Linked DNA regions of Mus musculus: region 2 is linked to region 1. Evidence: chromatin loops called from intact Hi-C (ENCODE). Cell type or tissue: heart. All regions are shown on one strand. Region 1 holds the start of Snx14 (sorting nexin 14). Region 2 holds the start of Snhg5 (small nucleolar RNA host gene 5).

Region 1 (2,500 bases):
CTACAATCAAGCACCTCATCATCACAAGCCGGGCACTTTTTCTGTAAGACAGTAATTCATAGTAATTACTATCTGTTAATCTATCGCTTAAGCCCCAATTCTACAAAGCCACCAAGATGGCAGAAACGAGAGAGAGAGAGAGAGAGAGAGAGAGAGAGCGAGAAATGAAGGAAAACAACAAAACTGTTGTCAGAATCACAGGAAATAGCCTTAGTGAAACTACTAAGTCAAATCTCTTGTGTATGTTTCTCACTGTTATTCTTGCAAATGAATTACTTCAAAATAAAAGGCGACTGCTTGTTCAAAACAGAGAAAAGAATGTGACGATGTTTTTAAGTACACATCTTTTCTACTATCACTGCACCCATACTACTTCTGGAAATATAAAACACAACAAGCTTCAGGGGCGGAGACTTCTGACCTCAAAATGTCAATTTAACTACAGATCTTGAAAAAAAAGAAAAACCAGAATATTGTAGAGTTGCGATGGGTACTACACTGCTTTCTGACTTTGGGTCAAAAACCAGTATTTTAAAGAGACGAAATTGTGGTTGCAAAGGTGTGTGCCGGTGTGAGGGCGTACTGTTGCGAGAGAAGGCTTCCCCAAGAGGAGAGGCTGCGACAGAACCTTGAAGCCACCTCCCTCCGATCACCTTTACTGAACTGAGGTGGCATTACAGATTGTAATTGTAAAACAGACGATAAAGGCTCGTCATTGAGAAATGGTCAAAAAGGAGAGGTTGAGAGCCAGGTAACCACGAAGGCTGCGTGGTCCCGGGCCCGCACCCGTCCGCATATCCGGGAGCAACCTGGGCCGCCCTTCCCGAGACCGCGGTGCAGAGTGCGCTCCTGCCCGCCGCCCAGCAGCCTGCGGGCTCTCGAGCGGCCGCCGCGGGGCCAACAGCAGGTACCTGTTGAGGAGCAGCGAGGCGACGCTGAGGCAGAGCAGCAGAAAGCAGAACAGCGGATACTGACGGCAAATCTCGCGCCCCACGTCCAGCCGCAGCCGCTGCTTCAGCCTCCCGCAGATCGTCCGCACCCAAGACCCCATCTCAGTCCACGCAGGGGAGGACGTGCCGCCCTCAGAGGCAGAGGCGGAGGGCACCCCCAAACCCCGGCGGCGGAGCCACATTGCCACCCACCACCCAGCTTCACAGCTAGACTCAGCCGCACAAGGCCCCGCCCCGCAACCCTCGCCGCGCGTGCGCAACCAACGCCCCAACCACACGCAAGGCCGCCCCAAGGCCGCCGCCACCATCCCGCGGGAGGACTGGGGAGCGCTCGGACTGACGTTCTGGCGCGGCCACCCACTTTCCTTATCCGGAAGTCCAGGGAAACCTAGAATGCAGACTGGCAGAAGAGTGTGGGAAAGCTAATTGCACAGCAGCCGCGTGCGGCTCCTGGAGCCCTCTGGGAAATGTAGTCCATACAGCGGACCCTGCCGCCTCAACCTCTCGGATTCTCGTTGCCACACCTAAGGGAGAGGAGGAAAGGACGCCTTCAAGTCCGCTTTTTAAAAGGGGATCAAGCTGGGGCGTATGACAACCTACCCGCCCGCCACCCACCCGCAATCCACCTCCGAAAGAAAGTCATGTTAGCCACGTAACCAACAACGAGGGAGTCACCTCACCCCGCGATCTTAACCATAACCCAGCGTGTGACGACAGCAGGCTTGGAATCTGGATAGTCCCTTTTAGAATTTCATTCAGCATTTTGTAGGAGCTAAAACTCAGGCATGTAAAGCGTTTGAATTTACCCTACAAACATTACCCTTAGAGCGTAAGCTATTCTAGTTTCAACTACAGCATAATCACATCGCTGAGACAAGCAAGATCCTGCTCGGGATCGCTTCTTAGCGAAAACAGAATTTCATGCTATTCTGACACTGGCAGTTTCCATCAAGCCACCTCTCTCCCCTAGACAGGGAAACAGAACTCCTTGTTTTCTCAAGTGTATGTGCAGCTTCATTAATATTTTCAATATTCTGAAAAGGTGGGTGATCCTTAGTGGCTCATTTCCTTTACAGGATGTACCATCCTTTCTTCCCATTACAGCTGTTAGAAATTCAGGTCTTTGTCCTTAAATTTACATGTATTCCTAATTTCTTCAGAACCAACTTTAATACAACGTGTACCAAAGAACATTAAATACACACTAGCAGTATCTTTAGATGACAGTAACATTTCCACTCATGAAGTGTGCATCTGTCACCAAATTCTTTATATATATATATTCTTTATATACTCATGTGAAGTTTCAAGGTACACACTTAACATTCACTTTTGTAATTTTACACTGTTAACTCCACAAAGAGCACGGTAAATCCCAACAGGGATCAGTAGTCTGGACACAGCAAATACACACTCTCAAACAAATCACAGGACCAAAGGGCTGTAACCCAGTAATAATGTTTACCAAACGTGTAGGGTTTGATACCGAGATTTGCAAAATAGCCTTCCCTTACTGAAATAGACTGGGGCTAATAATGAAATAGAAACCG
Region 2 (2,500 bases), 84 kb after region 1:
TGCAATGGTCCATCTCAGAAGCCAGATCCGTAATTATGGTTTTTCAACAGGAATTCAGGTTCGGGATAGGATCATCATAGACTAGACCAACGACAGTAAGCTCAGCAGAAAACAAAACAGAGCACCACTCACATGCACTTCTGCTGTAGGATCTTCACACGCAGGCTGGCATCTCACTGGTCAGCATTCACTACAGAAAGAGGTACCATGACATGCTATGAGTAAGAACTGCATTAACAAGACTACCACTTAAACACAATGGTCTTCTCTCAGAAGCTGCATTTATCTTCAGGTCATCATCTTCGGGATGTATTTCATCACTGTTCTGACCCGGTATGTCTCACAACTGTTTGTACAATCAATTTGTACACCATGCATTCACAACAGTCACTCCAAATTGCAAAGGCCAGAGTAGTTTGGCCAGGACTACTTCACAATACATTTCCAGGAACCCGGATTCTTACTTCACAACGGTATGTTTGCATGCTTACAAGGGAAAAAATCTAGGCTTCAATACACACCCTTTAAAACGGTCATGTTTTAAGCATGTTTCTTTCATTTATCAATTCTCTCAGATGCTTTGGGCTCCCCTCCATCTAATATAATGAAAAATCAAAAAACAAAATTTAAGCATCACACATCACTTCCTATTGCACTATAACAATATTCTTAAAATATAGAAGCTGCATCGCCTTTACCTTGGTTTCTTCTTGTAGCTGCTTTGAAGACGCGAAGAACAATGGCGCCATTGTCCTTGTGAACGTGCATATAATAGGATGTCTCTTTCGGTGACTCTAGTACCTTCGGAACAGCACAAAAGGCTGCAAACCCTGCTGTAAAAACCTACCCACGCGGGGACTCAGGAACTAGAACGCATGCGGCCTTCAGTCAGGCCGCTTAGTACGAATCTCACTGGGGCCCAGACTCCAATCCCGAAATATCATTAGCTGCTGCGCACTTCTCCGAGGAAGTTTACACCAGTACCCTAAGTTCAAGTCTCAGAAGCCTCCAAATCCTCGTTGCACCCCTATATTTCACTTGGTCATCCGACTGTAACTCACTCACCGACAAGACAAAGAATATCTTAGGCTCCGTCGTAAAAGAACGAGCCCGGTTCACCGCAGCTCCTTTTATAGTCTCCTTTGTGCGAGATCGAGGCTGCCCCTCCCTCTGTCACTGATTGGACGCGAGAGTACGTGGGGGCGTGGCTTTTCATGAAGCAACGCGTGGGAGCGCGCGCCTTGGACCTCTTTTTTTTTTTACAGGCCATTCCGGGGCGTGGTGCGCGCCGCCCGCCCGCCGCCGCGTGCATCTCCGTTGCTGCGCGCGCTCCCGCTGGCTCGCCGCCACCGGTCTCTTCCGAGTCTGGCGGGGTGGCTCAGCTCGACGTGGCGTGGGAGTGGCGCCAGAATTCAAACGAACTGCCGCAGTTGGAGGCGAGGTCACCGCCTGCTTCGAGCCTAGTCGACACGGACGGTCGGCGGCAGGGAGTGGCCTTGACTTCGCCGCGCAGGCAGCTTTGAGCGCCGCTGGTGGAGAAGCTTGGTTGCTACGGTGGCCAGCGCTGCGCTTGTGTATTCAGCGGGGCAGCCGAAGGGACCTGGGAGGACAGAATTACGCGGGTGAAAACCGAAAAGCTCTCCGTTTATCCTTCCTGCATTCTGGGGGTGCCGCTGGTCTGCAGACAGCCATGCTGTCCAGTGCAGGCTTATCCAACGCCTGCTTGGGCGCTCAACCAGGTCCAACACCAGATTCCCCCGCCCCCCCAAGTCTCCCACTCCGGGAAACAGACACTAGTGACAGTTATACTGTCAGAATGCTGAGAAGTTAAACATTCCGTTTCACAGAGGAGAAAGCAAGTCAAAAGCCGCCAGTTGGCCTAAGGTCACATAGCTATCCTTTGCTATTTTTTAAGTTTCTCCCTTCTAAATTATCTGCAGAAAAAAACTTAAGACTTCAAAGGTCAAATATATAATTCAAAGTAATTTAAATGTATGGATACACACATTTGGATATTTTAGCACTTGGAAGCTCGGGTCTTTATTTTGTAGCATTTTTTACTAATTATGTGTGCATTTGCTGTCAGTTTACATTAACAGTTATCCTCTGATCACCATACTTATAGACTGTGGCATGCATGCCCTCACACACATCATGCACACATGTGATAGTAATGGTAATAAGTGAATAAAAGCCGTTTGGGTAAGAACATCACATAAGGTTTGCCATAGAAAGAAGGTAGGGAATAGAATCACATGGTAAAAGCTTGTCACAGCATCTGGTTAAGGACTGTGCCTCTGGGCTACATTTCAAGCCTGTGGTCTTAATTTGGTTCTTTTTAAATCTATGTGCCCAGGTACACACATGCATGCAGAGGCTGAAGGGCAGCCTTAGGTGTTATCCTCGCAAGCACCATTTATTCCCTTTTGAGATAGGGCCTCTTACTGATCTGGAGCTCAGGAATCAGGCTAGACTGGCTGAGCACAAGTCTAGGAGATCC

What was found. A loop is a pair of places that touch in the nucleus more often than their neighbours do. Peaks named below come from ENCODE experiments on the same cell type or tissue, not always from the same donor. Only the 100,000 strongest peaks of a DNase experiment are listed, where the experiment ranks them.
Region 2: a loop joins it to region 1, with 6 times the contacts of the local background. A loop is called at or near these places in 13 of 42 quality-filtered maps.

Annotation. Positions count from the first base shown.
Region 1 is chr9:88,437,757-88,440,256 of GRCm38, forward strand. It overlaps Snx14 (sorting nexin 14), which reads right to left and starts at 1,173. Exons shown (of 29, transcript NM_001359958.2): 1 at 912-1,173. The coding sequence starts at 1,051. In heart, no CTCF peak of the experiment used is centred here; a DNase peak (open chromatin) is centred at 1,245; H3K4me3 peaks cover 2,386 bases; H3K27ac peaks cover 1,738 bases.
Region 2 is chr9:88,521,786-88,524,285 of GRCm38, forward strand. Snhg5 (small nucleolar RNA host gene 5) reads right to left here and starts at 1,112. Exons shown (of 5, transcript NR_040721.1): 1 at 699-1,112; 2 at 522-596; 3 at 133-190. It overlaps LOC115487267 (a small nucleolar RNA gene), which reads right to left and starts at 83; the gene lies at 12-83. In heart, a CTCF peak has its summit at 1,522; a DNase peak (open chromatin) is centred at 1,256; H3K4me3 peaks cover 2,194 bases; H3K27ac peaks cover 1,851 bases.